Linked DNA regions of Homo sapiens: region 1 is linked to region 2. Evidence: read pairs that join two places in POLR2A ChIA-PET (ENCODE). Cell type or tissue: A673. All regions are shown on one strand. Links, peaks and the distances in the headings refer to the core of each region. The heading gives the core; the rest is flanking DNA.

What was found. Peaks named below come from ENCODE experiments on the same cell type or tissue, not always from the same donor. Only the 100,000 strongest peaks of a DNase experiment are listed, where the experiment ranks them.
Region 1: POLR2A ChIA-PET joins it to region 2 with 14 read pairs; 2 of 35 experiments call an interaction of 5 or more read pairs at or near these places.

The regions. Positions count from the first base shown.
Region 1 is chr22:44,326,587-44,334,462 of GRCh38, reverse strand. It overlaps a transcript of SHISAL1 not described here. Among named protein-coding and RNA genes, the nearest start is that of SHISAL1, 18 kb to the right of the region's middle. In A673, for the core only: a CTCF peak has its summit at 2,386; no DNase peak of the experiment used is centred there; H3K4me3 peaks cover 289 bases; H3K27me3 peaks cover 3,208 bases.
Region 2 is chr22:44,033,127-44,041,002 of GRCh38, reverse strand. All of the region lies in intron 1 of PARVB (parvin beta), which reads right to left. Among named protein-coding and RNA genes, the nearest start is that of PARVB, 13 kb to the right of the region's middle. RefSeq lists an enhancer at 2,482-3,014. In A673, for the core only: no CTCF peak of the experiment used is centred there; a DNase peak (open chromatin) is centred at 3,252.

The sequences.
Region 1 (7,876 bases), core at 901-5,900, 290 kb before region 2:
ATATTCACACACATACCACACACACAAAACACACACCACTCATTCAGATTCTCTCATACACACATACATATTCACACATGTACCATACACCCCACACATTTAATACGCATACACAGAACACACATAGCACATGCACACACCAAACACCACATACAAATCACACATACAACACACACACACCACTCATACAACAAACACAACACACAACACACACATACACACACTATACACCACACACACAGACACCACACACACAACACACCCCATCCCAGCAACACAGGCGGCCTGCTGTGACACCCCTACACTTCCTCCCCTTGCTCAGCCCGCATCCCTCAACGCTGAGTGTCCCTGGCACTGAGAGCCTGAGACACGGTCCCTGCTAGGGCACAGATGACAGGCACCTCTCCAGCATAACAGCCAAAATCAGACGGGACAGTCTGGCAGGCACCTTCCAGCCCCGCCACCACCAGCACCGGGCACTTCTACCTGTTCCATGGCCTCTCTTGGCCTCAGTTTCCTCCGTCCCCCTCTTGGGATATTTGCCAGGCGCCAGGAGAAGTATCTCATGGGCCCAGTCTCATTTAGTCCTCGAGACACTCTATGCGGGAGGCAGTGCTGTGACCTCTTTAGGAAAGAGAACTGACGTTCAGGGAGCTTCTGTGCCGTGCCCAAGGCCACCTGGCCAATTAGGGACAAAGTGCCACCTTGCTACAAATCCCATGAGCCTTCCCACTGGGCAACACTGCCTGCCCCTGTGGCTGAGCAGGCACTGCCTCCCTGAACCCTCACTGTGACCCTGACCTCGCCCTGCTGGGGCATTCATGGGGTCCCTCTGCCCCTCCCATGAGCAGGGCCCACATCGGCTCCCTTGGAGGGAGATTGTGTCCTGCTTGGGCAGCTGCTCAAGCCAGGTCCACTGAAGACAGGAAGGGATGGACACCTGTGAGACAGGTGGGGAAACTGAGGCACTCCAACAGTGCAGGCTTCCTAGGGTGGGCGCCCCAGCACCATTCCCACTGTCCAGCTGGGTGCCTCGGGCATGAGGCTGAGCCTCCCTCTTATCTTTGAAAGGGGCCCAGGATGTGGCATCGGAAATGCCATCTGGATTCCCAGCCCCATCAGTGGGTCACGCGCAAGCTGTTGCCAGGCACCTCCCGCTGTCTTGGTTCCTCCTCAGTAAGGAGAGGGTGCAGCACTTGCCCTCGGTGCCTTCTCTTGATGTTTACTAAGGTACCTGTGAGGGGCCAAGGCTGGAGGACTGGGCCTGGACGTCAGGCAGACCTGGGCTTGAGCCCCGATTCTGCCCCTAGCTGGCTGTGTGGCTCAGAGCAGATGTCCTAACCTCTCTGAGTCCCAGCACCTCTGCTGTGAAGTGGGGAGGACGCTGCCCAGCACTGTGGTGAGGAACAAATAAAGCATAAAGAATACATCAAGTATAAAGGGCTCAGCCCAGTTTCTGGTGCGGTTCCATCAATGCTTAGAAAAATGAAATGAGGGCCACCATCTCAGGAGACCCAGGTGGGAGGATCTTGGGGCCAGTCCTCCAGGGGCTCCCTTCTCCCTCCTAAAATGCGGAATCGATAAAAGATCCTCATCTCCATTCTCTCTTGGGGCCCTCGAGGAGGCTGCAACCTTCTCCCCACGAGATCTCTTTACACCAGAGGTCTCCCGGCCAGGGACAGGGGAAGGTGGGGAAACGGGGGCTCACTGGCTTCGAGGCCACAGAAGGGCAAGCGCAGCCTTGTCCCGCAGGTGAGGGGCGAAATGGGGGGCAGACTGGAGCTGGGGGGCTGCCGGGTGGAGAGGGGAGAAGAAGCCGAAGAGGGGACCCCATGCAGTGGCCCAGGAGGGTCGGGAAGTGGGGCCTTTCCCACAGGAAACCCTGGCAGAGGAGCTTGTCTCATGTGAAGGGTTCTCGGCCCAAGCTGACCGTGACCCTGATCCTCCTGGCCAGGGTCTGGCTGGCAGGAATAACGTGGCTCCCAGACAAAGCAGGTGTATGTTCCATGGGGATGGGAGGACTGGGGAGTAGGAGACTGGGGTGGGAAGAGGAGAGGAAAAGGGAGTGGGGAGGAGGAGGAAGGAACAAAGGAGAGAGGAAGAACGCAGAGGAAGGAAGGAAGGAGGAAGGGAGGGAGGAAGGAAACGGGGCAGGAAAGCGGAAAGAGGGAAGGGAAAAGTAGAAGGAAGGAAAATGAGGAGGAAGGCGTGAAAGAACGGACGGAAAGGAAGTAAAAAGAGAGAAAGTGAGAAGCCACCGCAAACAGCAGGAGGGGAGAGAGAAAGAGCCAGAGGGGGAGAAAAGAGACCGCGAAAGAAAAAAAAAAAATGAGAGGAGGACGCAAGAGAGAGAGAGGGAGAGAGAGAGAGGAAGGGAGGAGAGAGGAAGGGAGAGAGAGGAGGGCGCAGGACGCGGCGGGCAGGGCGGCGGGAGCTCGGCGAGCCCGGGCGAGGGGGCAGCAGAGGGCGCGGCGCGGAGCGAGCGCCAAAGAGTGAAGTGGGCAGCGGCGGCGGCGGCGGCGGCGGCGGCGAGCGCGGGGCCCGGCGAGCATGAGCGCGGCGGCGGCGGCGGCGGGCGCGGCGCGGGGCTCGGGGCCGGCGGGCGGCCGGGCGGCGCGGGCCGCCGAGTAGCCGCGGGCGGCGACGGGGCATGCGGCCGGCCGCCGGACCCCCAGCCGGACCCCGAGCCGGACGCCGAGCCGGAGCTGCAGCCCCGGCCCCAGCCCCAGCCCCGGCCCCGGCCCCAGCTCCGCGCCGCGCCCGGCGCGCCTAGGAGCGGGCGCCTTCCGAGCGCCGATCAGGGAGCCCGGAGTCCCCGCGTCCCCGCAGCCCCCAGAACCCGGACAACTGTTGCGGCGGCGGCAGGGGCATCGCGGGGGCGTGGGCAGCCCCCGCACCCCAGCAGGCGGCTCCCGCGGGCGCCGGCTCCCGGCTACGAAGCGAGGAACGAGCGGGCGGCGGGCACGAGGTGAGCTGAGCCCCGGGGCGGGCAGGGCGGGGGCCGCGCGGGGGAGGGGCGCGCCTGGGCCGGGGTCCGAGAGCGGCGGGGAAAGGGGCCGGGGCGGAGCTCCTGGCGGAGGAGGGTCTGGGCGAGTGGGGGGCGGGGTCTGCGGCGCGGGGCTCCGGAGAAGGGGTGAAGGGTGGGCGCTTTGGGAGAGGCGGGTAAGGGGCATATGACGGGGGTCCGGGGCTCTTTAGAAAGGGGCTGGGGACGACCGGGGAAGGGTCCGGGGGCAGGAACCGTGCGGGACAGCCGGTGTTCGGCACTGGGGTCCGCGCCGGCGCTCACCAAGGTCGGGGTCGCTGAACCTTGGAGAGGAAGGGGCTGGGTTCCGAAGAGAGCAGTTCGGGGCGCACCGCGCCGGGACGCGGCGGCCGGGACCGGAATCCGCGTCCAAGGGGGGGACTGGCTTCCAAGAACAGAGTCGGGGAGCTCAGTGAGCTGGGAGCCCCGTGCGGGCTGCACGGGGACTGAGGGCCACGCTGCGGACCCAGAGGGGCCTGGGGGTCCCAGCTGGGCAGCGCAGGGGACGGGTAGAAGGACCCCTCCCAAGTGCGTGCCCCTGGGTCCTGGTCCGCCGCGCGGCCCCTGCGGAACCGCTGTCGCCTCCGGGGCCGAATCAACATTGATCCCGCGCCCGGGGCTGGGGTGGCCCGGCCCGGCGGCAGCCTCGGAAGCTCATTAGTGCCCGTGGTTGCCATGGCAACGAGACCCCAAGCGTCTCGAGGTTATATTTATTCTAATTATTATTATCATTATTAGTATTAGTATTTGTTACTCAGCCAGAGGAAAAAAAAACAGGGGGAAAAAGCCAGCGCGTCCTGGCGCCTGCAACTGTTACCTCTTTGGAAAGAGTCAAGAGGATGTGGGCAAACAAGGCCGGGTCCATGCCCCCTAGGGTCTCCCCCACTCTTGCTAGCTGCCCCAGCCTCACCCCTGGGGCCATCCGACAGGGAAGGGGAGTTATGTAATCTGCGGGAGAGCACCTCTGGGGATGCCTCTTTGTGTCTCCCCTACCTCTCTGGGCCTCCTGAGCCTGTTTTAAGTGATTGCACCTGTCACTTAAAGGCATCCCAGCCTAGGATGGGAAGAACACGAAGTGCCCCACACAGGGACTCTCTGGGGGTGGCCTCCAGCCCCCTCTCCACGGCTGTGTGACCTTGACCAAGGCTCCTGAGGCTTCCCAGCCCGTTTCCTCATCTGGAAGATAGAATGGCAGCCATGCCCACCACCAAAGGCTGCTGTGAGCTCACTCTGAGAAACCCCTGTCGGTTCCCACTGAGCATTGGTGGCTGTGTGACCCCAGGCAGCTGTCCACATGTCTCTGGACCTCAGTTTACTAGACTATAAAATGAGGGCCCTGCTCTGGGCATTGTCTAAAGTGTTTTCTGTCAGTAATGTCCTGTGAATCTCGCTGCTGGCTGGCTGTGCCTGAAATACCATCAAGTTCAGCTCTGTTCAGACCCAGACTGATGAGAAGTCCCTCCCTCCATCACCCTTTGTTTCCTCGCCTGGTTCTGATTGTCCAAACCTTGCTGGGAATCAGATGGTCCAGGGGTAACCATTGGGACTTTTCACCTACTGGTAGGCTTCAGCTTCGGTGAGAAGTGTCATTCAAAAGCAGAATTCAAATAACCTTCAGGTCCTGGTGTCAACCAGTACAATCTCCATGCCGGTCACGGTTGCCTAGAATTGGGGGGTCGCTCCCCATCCCCTGAATCTGTGACTGCTCAGTGCGGGACACTTCTCTGCAAGCACCTCGTCTCCCCAGAGAGGCTGTCTGCTGTGCCTGTTCTGGCAAGAGATGACCAGGAAGTTCTGCAACCAGGCAGCCCCGGCCCCTCTTGTGGCTGAAACTGAAAGCCCCAGGCAAGGGTTTCTGACAGTTTCTTTCTTTAATGTCATCTTCACGCTGCGTTCCTGGCACTGTCTCAGGCATCTGGGAGGTATGGACTGATGAAGAGGGGTGAGGGGAGCAGTTTGGCTTAGAGCCGCGCGTGTGTGTGTGTGTGTGTGTGTGTCCCATTCTCGCTCTCCTGAGCCACCCAGCCTGGAGCTTATCAGGGCAGGTGGACCAGATGAGAGGGGTAGGGGGCAGGGCCAGTGCTGCTCACTCAGACCTGTGAGTCAGTGAGTGACAAAGAAAGCGAGCGGGACCTGCCCAGAGTGAGACCAGCTGAGAGCCACTCCCAGTTACCGGTCATCCATCCATCCATCCCTTCACTCCCCTTCTTCAGCCAACTCCCCGAGCCCCCATGCCTGTGCTGAAGGGCCTCGGCTCACCCTTGGCACTCTCAAGGAAGCAGAGGAGGAAGTGACCCTGGACAAGCCAGCAGAGCTGGAGGCATCCCTAGGTCAGGTCATGAGGCAGTGGGGAGCTCCTGGGGGTGGGGAAGTGCACGTGCGGTAGGCACCTGTCCTTTGGAGCCTGGGAGAGGTTGGGGCCAGGGGAGCTTGGTCCAGAATGACAGGCGTGAATCAGCTAGAGGAAGGGGGAGATGTTCTGGGCAGGGACCCTCTGTGGGCAGAGATGCAGACACAGCAGGGCGGCTGAAGCCTTCTGGACCTGCGGGTCTGGGAGGTGGCTGCAGACCTGGAGGGCTGGGGGATGGAGCAGGGCCAGGGCAGGAGACAACACTACCCCCAGCTTGAGTGAGGGTTTGAATAGCAGGGTGGGGCAGGGAGGAGGGGAGGGTGGCCAGGTTCGGAGCTTAGACAGCTTCTGGGTGGGCTGCCCATGGTTGAGGTGGGCACAGGGAGAGGCAGTTTGGGCCAAGAAGGTGAATCTGATTTCCAGTTCCCTAGGACAATTGGCCAAGCCCTCTCCAGCCCCACCCCAAAGGCCACACTGCAAGAGGGTTGCCTCATGCCCAGGCCCTTGGCTTCTGGGGCGGGTTGGGGGGCGGTGGCATGTAGACAGCAGGTCTGGCCACTTCAGCTGTCTGTGTCCACAGTACAGGACTTCACCGAACAGGCTCACAATTGCACCCTCCACAGCACTAGGGTTGCACTTGGCAGTGACAGCCCGAAGGCCTGCCCCGAGCCAGGTACCATGCTGAGCACACTCGGAACCCAGCTTCCCACTTAATCCTCATGCCAATCTTGTCAGTGGCAACTGTGGATTCTGTTGTATAGATGAGAAAACTGGCCCAAAGAGGCTAATAATACATAACCCCACCAGGACCAGGCTCCCAACCACTACACTATACCACCTAGTGAGGGGTGGCAATATAGAGTTCCTAGGACACAGCACCAGGAACCATGAGGGGGCAGGGGCCCCGCAGTCTCACTTTCTAGTCATTATCCTGTTTACTTTCCAATATTACTGACCCAGAGCCTGGCCTGCCTTATGCTTAGATGAAAGCTATCCCCTCCCTTCTTAGGGATGCTTTGCCTCTATTAACCCAGTCTTGGCTGCTTTAGCTTCTCCCCAGTTGACTTGTACAACAGATTCACAGGATCTTAGAGCGAACTGAGAGCCCCTTCCCCAGCGCCCCCAAGAGAGGCTTTTCCCAGCCCAGCTGCTCTTTCAGAAGTTACTGAAACAATTGTCAACCCCTAAGAATAGTGGGGCCTTGTTTCCTAAACACTAAACAGGCAGAGTTCTGGACATCTGAGCCAGGATGAGTGAGGAGGGTGACCCGAGGCCCTGCCCACCCTGGTTATGCCCTCCTGGGGACACCAGGGGACACCCATTCCATAGGCGCTGGTCTCACTCTGCACAGGGCCTGGCAGGAGGGTGGCCCCATCTCTTCCTCCCTCCCTTTTTGCACCCCTTCCCTCCTTCCTGCCTTCCTCCAGGGTACACATTCCTTGACCCCTAAGCATGAACCCCCTAGGGAGGTGGAGGAGACTCCAAGGTCACTGAGACCCACCCCCGGGCAGCTTCCAGCCAACCTGTTTAACGATTGACTCTATGAATAAATCATTCTCTAGCTGGGGCTGTGGATGTCCCACTGGCCCTACTGATGTGCCTTCTGTCCCCCCACCCCAGTTATCATGAGCCCCTTCCTCCTTTTCCTCTTAGCTGTGGCCAGGTCAGAAATGTTCATCCTGACTTCCCCAGTCACGGGCCGTCCCCACTTCCCACAAGCCCAGGTTTTCTCGTTCAGCCCCTCAGGACACAGTGCCTCTGAAAGCGTCAGACCAGGCCCAGGCAGGGTCTCTGGTGTACGCGCACGTGTGTGTGTGTGTGTGTGTGTGTGTGTGTGTGTGTGTGTGCGCGCCCCCCACTCTCCACAGCCCTCAAGGGGGTGGGCAGGGTGGTAGACAGAGACAGTGCCAGCAGCAGGCCTGAGCCTCGTGTGCTGTGCTGTGATGGGGAGAGGCCCCAGGAACTGCTGGTGGAGGGGGCTGAAACCGATCTGCTTCCCCATATTCAGATGGGGACACTGAGGCCCAGAGAGGGCTGGGACCGTGTTCAAGGTCACACAGTGAACTGGGGATTCTTGAGGGCCAAGGATGTTCAAGCCTATATTGCAGACATGGTGGACATTGTCCAGAGGCCTTGAGGAGCTTTGGGGAGTCGGGGGTGTGGGGAGGAGTACAAACATTTCCTAGATGATGAAATTTACACTGAAGCCCACCGAGGCACTCCTTTTAGGAAAGGGCTTCAGAATCGCTCCCTGCCTAGCCATCCACAGAAGCAGAAGCTGAGATGAAATGTAAATGCCTCCAGTCCTATATTTTTCGACATCAACCTGAACAGGGCGTTTACATCGACAGCCCATACCCCCCAGCCTGCTCTCCTTCCCCTCCCATCTGGGGCACATACTCCAGTCACCACCCATCTGCCTGCACGCACACCTACCCCAACAGATGTGTGCAAACGGCTGCCTCCAGAAATTAAGAAATAATGCATGAGTTTCCCAAATT
Region 2 (7,876 bases), core at 1,031-6,030:
GAGACAGAGTCTTGCTCTGTCGCCCAGGCTGGAGTGCAGTGGCGTGATCTCGGCTCACTGCAAGCTCTGCCTTCCGGGTTCACACCATTCTCCTGCCTCAGCCTCTCGAGTAGCTGGGACTACAGGCGCCTGCCACCACGCCCGGCTAATTTTTTGTATTTTTAGTAGAGACGGGGTTTCACCGTGGTCTCGATCTCCTGACCTCATGATCCGTCCACCTCGGCCTCCCAAAGTGCTGGGATTACAGGCGTGAGCCACCGCGCCCGGCCTCCATACGACACAAATTTCTATCTTGTGGTTCCGGATGCCAGGACTCCAAAATGGGTCTCACTGGCTAAAATCAAGGTGTCAGCAGGGCTGCATTCCCTCTAGAAGCTCCAGGAGGAAATCAATTTCCTGGCTTTTGCAGCTTTCAGAGGCTGCTCACATTCCTTGGCTCCTGGCCCCACATCATTGCAACTTCCACCTCCATGGTCACTTCTCTCTGACTCTGACCCTCCTGCCTCCTTCTCATAAGGACCCTGGTAATCACGCTGGGCCCACCCAAATAACCCAGGCTAATTCCATCTCAAGGTTCTTAACTTAATCACACCTGCAAATTCCCTTTGACCACATAAGAGAACATATTCTCAGTTTCCAGGTATTGGAATATAGACATTTTTGGTACTACTATTCAGTCTACCATATCATCTTTTTTTAACACATTTCAAAGTAAGTTGCAGACATCAGTACTTTTCCCTCTAATCACACACATCACTAATTAGAGTTCAGTATTTATTTATAGTTCTTTTATTTCCTTGGAGTTAAAAGGTACATGCCATGAAATGCACAAATTTAAAGTACACATGCAGAGTTTTGACAAATGCTGCACCTGCGTATCTCAAACCACTCTCACTGTAAAGAATATTTTCATAACAACAGAAAATCCCTCCTGCTCCTCCCCAAGCAACTCCTGCCCACAGCCCCAGAGGCAACCACCACAGATTAGCTCTGTCTGCTGTAGAACATTGTAAAAGTGAAATTAGCGGGGTGTAGTGGTACACACCTGTGGTCCTCGCTCCTTGGGAGGCTGAGGCAGAAGGATCACTGGAGGCCAGGAGTTCGAGGCTGCAGTGAGCTATGACTGCACCACTGCACTTCAGCCTGGGCATCAGAGTGAGATCTCATCTTTGAAAAAAATGAAATGAAATGAAATCACACAGTGTGTACTCTTTTGGTCTGTCTTGGTTTGCTCAGCATAGTGGTTTTGAGAGTCTCGGGTGATTTCCTGTACCGGCACCTTGTTCCTTGACACTGCCCAGGATCATTCCGTCCTGTCAATTACTGCTGTCCGTGTATCCATTCACCTACTGATGGTCCCCAAGCTGTTTCCAAGTACCAGCTCTTATGAATGAAGCTGCTATGAACATTCCTGTACAAGAGTCTTCTTACAGATTCCTACTTTTTTTTTTTCTTTCTTTTTGACAGAGTATCACTCTGTTGCTTAGGCTGGAGTGCAGTGGCACGATATTGACTGCCACTGCAACCTCCACCTCCCGGGTTCAAGTGATTCTCCTGCCTCAGCCTCCCAAGTAGCTGGGATTACAGGCATGCACCACCACGCCCAGCTAATTTTTATATTTTTAGGTTTCGTCATGTTGGCCAGACTGGTCTTGAACTCCTGAGCTCAGGTGATCTGTCCGCCTCAGCCTCCCAGAGTGCTGGGATTACAGGAATGAGCCACCGTGCTCAGCCACAGATTCCTACTTCTGTTGAGCAAATCTATCTAAGATTTACTGGAATTGCTGGGTCATAGGAAGGATGGTTACTTGATTTTAAAAGAAACTACCAAGCTGATTTCCTGAGGGGCCACACCACTGCACATCCCTCCAGCCTGAGTGAGTAGCAGCTGTCCTATTCTCACCACATCTTCCAGCCTTTCCCATGGGTCTGCGGGGCATTCCCTGTTCTTCTCATGTGCATTTCCCAGGTGGCTGGTGACGGGGAGCACTTTTCCAGATGCATATTGGCTATCTGTCAATCTTCTTTGGTGACGTGTCTGTTCAAACCCTTTATCTATCTATTCTTTTACTGCGTTGACTGTGTTTTTATTCTTGAGTTGCGGAAGTTCTCTCCATCTCCTGGACCCCAGTCTTTTATCAAACATGTGTTTTGCAAACATTTTCTCCCACTCGATGGCTTGACCAGGTCCAGCTTTTTTGTTTTTTGGTTTTTGGTTTTTGAGATGGAGTCTCACTCTGTCGCCCAGGCTGGAGTGCAGTGGCGTGATCTCAGCTCACTGCAACGTCCACCTCCTGGGTTCAAGCTATTCTCCTGCCTCAGCCTCCCGAGTAGCTGGGATTACAGGCGTACACCATCACGCCCAGCTAATTTTTGTATTTTTTAGTAGAGATGGGGTTTTGCCATGTTGGCCAAGCTGGTCTTGAACTCCTGACTTCAAGTGATCCGCCCACCTCAGCCTTCCAAAGTGCTGGGATTACAGGTGTGAGCCACCACGCCCGGCCCCAGGTCCAGTTTTAAGTACATCATTTCATTTAATAACTCACTCAATTCTCTAATGACCCTATGAGTTAAGTAGGCTTTACAGAAGAAGAAACTGAGGCACAGCGTGGGGAAGTACCTTCCCCAGGGTCACAGCTCCAGGGCCCAGAAAGATCAGTTCAAGCCCATGCAGTCTGGCCTCAAGAGCAGTCACCCTAACCACTACACTAGACTGCCTCTTGCTTGCTGGGCAAATACACAAAGATCACTGTAAATGGTCATCATTATCTCCCAGTGAAATGGGAATGCACCACACCCCAGGAAGACAGGAACTGTGCCAACAACCTGAAACAGGAATGCAGGGACATGATGGTGCCAATGGGCAAAGAGGGGCCCCCACCCTGCTGGAGGTGCAACATTTAAGTCAACAGGGCAGAGAGTTGTCAGATCAGAGAGAACAGGGGACGTGAGGGCTTTCAGCCAAGGAAGATCATGGGACCCACAGAAAGCAAACGAAGACCCCATGGCCAGGCCAAGGGAGAAGACCTGGGAGCTGGAGCTGGAGCTGGGCTGGGCTGGGCTGGACAGGCGCTGGGTGGCTGGCGAGAATCTGGACTTGGTCCTGGAGTAGCATGAAGCCACTAGGGTTCTGTCTTCTTCTTATAAACACCAACAAGTTCATTCAGCACAAAAAGGATCTAATGTGTCTCCTCTAGCGCGTCTTCCTAACACTGGGGCTGGGTGCAGCTTAAATGCCAGGAATGACATCAGCTTACTAGGAGCCAGCTGGGAAGATGACTCCCATCTGAATCATTCTTCCAGTTTAAGCAGGGTCAGCGGCAATGAAGAGCCACACTGCCTGGAGTTAAATCTCACCTGCTGGCAGGATGACCTCGATCCTCTCTAAGCCTGTGTTTGCCCATCTGCAAAATGGGAATAACCACATAACACCGACTTCCCAGCTTGGTGTGAGGAGTAAACAAGGTAATAATGCAGGAAGCATCTAGCACAGCACCTGGGACATCAGCAGTGCCCAAGTCTTAGCTACGGTGTGATTATTATAAGCTCCATTCTGATTTGTTTTTGTTTTTGTTTTTTTGAGACAGGGTCTCAGTCTGTCATCCAGGCTGGAGCAAAGTGGCACGATCTCAGCTCACCGCAACCTCCACCTCCCAGGCTCAAGCGATCCTCCCACCTCAGCCTCCCGAGTAGCTGGGACTACAAGCAAAAGCCACCATGCCTGGCTAATTTTTGTATTTTTGGTAGAGACAAGGTTTCACCATGTTGGCCAGGCTGGGACTACAGGCATGTGCCACCATGCTCAGCTGTTTTTTCTTTTTTTGTTGTTGTTTTGTTTTCTTTTGCAGAGACGAGGTCTCACTATATTGCCCAGGCTAGTCTCAAACTCCTGGGCTCAAGCGATCCTCCTGCCTTGGCCTCCCAAAGTACTGGGATTATAAGCATTTTTTTTTTGTTTTTAATCTTCCTTTAACTTTTACCCTCACTTCTCAGATTATCTTTATTATGATTATTATTTTGATGCAGGGCCTCACTCTGTCACACAGCTGCAGTGCAGTGGCGCAATCATGGTTCACTGCAGCCCTGATCTCCTGGGCTCAAGCCAGCCTCCCACCTGAGCCTCCCACCTGAGCCTCCCAAGTAGCTGGGACCACAGACGTGCACCACCACGCCTGATTGATTTTTTTTTTAATTTTTAATAAAAAGGGGTTCTCTCTATGTTGCCCAGGCTGGTCTTGAACTCCTGAGCTCAAGTGATCCGCCCATCTCAGCCTCGCAGAGAAATGGGATTACAGGCATGAGCCAACGCACTCCTTCTATTAAACTTATATATATCAAGTATAAACTCATTTAGATTTTACTTTGAAAGACATTACAGTTGACTCTTGAAAAACACAGGTTTGAATTATATGAGTCCACTTACATGCAGATTTTTTCCAATAAACATATTGGAAAATTTTTTGGAGATTTGTGACAATTTGAAAAAACTGCAAACCACGTAGCCCAGAAATATTTTTAAAAATTAAGAAAAAGTTAGATATGCGACAAATGCATAAAATATATGTAGATACTCATCTGTTTTATCATTTACCACCATAAAATACATACAAATCTACTATAAAAAGTTAAAATGTATCAAAACTTACACACACACACAGACTGTGTTCACAGTTGAGAGAAATGTAAACAAATGTAAAGATGCAGTACTTATGTATTTATTTATTTTATTGTATTTATTTTATTTTTTTGAGACAGTCTCATTCTGTCACCCAGGCTGGAGTGCAGTGGCATGATTTTGGCTCACTGCAATGTCTGCCTCCTGGGTTCAAGTGATTCTCCTGCCTCAGCTTCCTGAGTAGCTGGGATTACAGGTGCCCACCACCACGCCTGGTTAATTTTTATCTTTTTAGTAGAGACAAGGTTTCACCATTTGGCCAGGCTGGTGTCGAACTCCTGACCTTAAGTGATCCGCCCGCCTCGGCCTCCCAAAGTGCTGGGATTACAGGCGTGAGCCACTGCACCCAGCCAAGATGCAGTATTCAATAATAACTGCATAAAATTAACTGCAGTCCATACTGCACCACTGTAATAGTAGCCGCCTCCTGTTGCTATTGCATTGCTTAGAACATTATTTGATGTTAATTATCTCCACTTGAGCAGTTCACCGCTCCAGTAAATTCCATATCATAGTAAAAAAAAAAAAAAGTGATCTGTTTGGGTTCCCACGTATTTTTCATCATGTTTAGTGCAATACCGTAAACCCTGAATAACACTATGGGACTCATACAAAGCACCACTTGTGTTGCTGTAAGTGCTCCCAAGAAGCCTTGACGGACGGGCGCGGTGGCTCACACCCGTAATCCCAGCACTTTGGGAGGCTGAGGCAGGCGGATCACAAGGTCAGGAGATCGAGACCATCCTGGCCACCACGGTGAAACCCCATTTCTACTAAAAATACAAAAAAATCAGCCGGGCACGGTGGCACATGCCTGTAATCCCAGCTACTTGGGAGGCTGAGGCAGGAGAATCGCTTGAACCCAGGAGGCGGAGGCTGCAGTGAGCCGAGATCGCACCATTGCACTCCAGCCTGGGCAACAGAGCGAGACTCCGTCTCAAAAAAAAAAAAAAAAAAAAGGAAAAAGAAAAGAAGAAAAGCGTGACATTCCAAGAAGCTGAATAGCTTGAGATGTTGTATGGTAGGGTGAGGTCTGCAGCTGCAGTTGCCGGCCACTTCAGAGCATTCATCTTGTAAACGCATGTTGTAAACGTGCAGCATCAATAAACACAGCACAGTACTATAAATGCATATTCTCTTCCTTATGATTTTCCTAATAACATTTTCTTTCCTCAGGCTCACTTTGTAGTAAGAATACAGCACATAATGCATAGAACATACAAAATATTGTTAATTGTTTATGTTATCAGTGAGGCTTCCAGTCAACAGCAGGCTATCACTAGTTAAGTTTTGTGGGAGTCAAAAGTTACACATGGTGGCCGGGTGCAGTTGTTCATGCCTGTAATACCAGTACTTTGGAAGGCTGAGGTGAGCGGATCAACTGAGGCCAGGAGTTTGAGACCAGCCTGGCCAACATGGTGAAACTCTGTCTCTACTAATAATACAAAAATTAGCTGGGTGTGGTGGTGCACGCCTGTAATCCCAGCTACTCGGGAAGCTGAGGCAGGAGAATCACTTGAACCTGGGAGGCAGGGGTTGCAGTGAGCCAAGATTGCACCACTGCACTCCAGCCTAGTGACAAGAGCGAAACTCCGTCTCAAAAAAAAAAAAAAAAAAAAAAGTTACACGTGGATTTCTGACTGCATGGGGGTCAGTGCCTCTTTCCCCCTGTGCTGTTCAAGGGTCAATTCTATTAATTTTAAAACAAAAAGAAAAAAGACAGGGATGAAGACACTTCAAATTAAGCTATGGGCCAGATGCTTCTCAAGAGCTGGGCATGGTGGTGTGCACCTATTGTTTCAGCTACTCAGGAGGCTAAGGCAGGAGGATCCCTTGAGGCCAGGAGTTCAAGGCTACAGTGTCTGATGATCTGGCCTGTGAACAGCCACTGCACTCCAGCCTGGGCAACACAGCAAGACCCCCATCTCAAACATATATATATGTATAAAGACCCCCATCTCAAATATATATGTATAAAGACCCCCATCTCAAACATATATATGTATAAAGACACCCATCTCAAACATATATATGTATAAAGACACCCATCTCAAACATATATATGTATAAAGACACCCATCTCAAATATATATGTATAAAGAATATATATTCTTTATAATATAATTATAATTATAATTGCTGTTGCAGTAAAAGAATGCAGACACAATGCAATGAATTCCAAAATTATTCTTTATATTCTTTATACATATATTCTTTATATATTTTTATTTGTATGTTCATATATATATATATATTCTTCAAATTCCATTTATAGCAAAAATAAACTCTGAATACCATATGCGCATGAGGCCCCGCCCCGGACCTCCCCCTTTCTCCAGCCTTGTCAGGGGCACTCCATCCACATGTTTAAAGTGGGGCCTGGTCAGTTCTAGTTCCCTGGAGTCTGGAGTAACTTGAGAAGCAGAAAACAACAAGGGCAGACAGGGCTCCGCTGAGACAGCTGCTTCCAGGAGCGTCTGGATTTGAGCAAGCAACGTACGCAGGCCCTAGGAGTGCTAACATTTTCACTCCCTCTTTAACTTTTTAATAGCTTAACATTCAAGTCTAGATCCTGTGGAACTGTAATTTTTCAAATGAAAACACGTATAATAATGCATGACTTTGTAAGAGAACAAGCAAAGAAATTCCTAAGATGGCGTTGCTTGGGGAAACCAACATTACCGACTGATTGTGGGTGGCTGGCAGGTAAAGGTTCAAAGGCCAAAACCAAGCTCATCACTTCAAGTGGCAAAGCTTAAAGGAGCAGGCCTCCAACTACTATCAGGCAAGCGTAAAGAACTCCCACTCAGAGACTGCCAAATGTTCTCTGATGCCGTAGGCTGGTGAGGAAGGCAAAAATGCCTCCTGGTGCCCATGTGAGTTGCCCTCACATTTCTGGGTACAAGGAATTCCAGCTCAGAAACACCTGCTTCTCTGCACACGCTAAACAGTTACTCAGCCAAGTATACCTCAAAAAAGTATTGGGGGCCGGGAGTGGTGGCTCACTCCTGTAATCCCAGCACTTTGGGAGGCCGAGGTGGGCGGATCAGTTGAGGTCAGGAGTTTGAGATCAGCCTGGCCAACATGATGAAATCCTGTCTTTACTAAAAATATAAAAAATTAGCTGGATGTGCTCGCTTGAACCCAGGAGGCAGAGGCTGCAGTGAGCCGAGATCATGCCACTGCAGTCCAGCCTAGGCA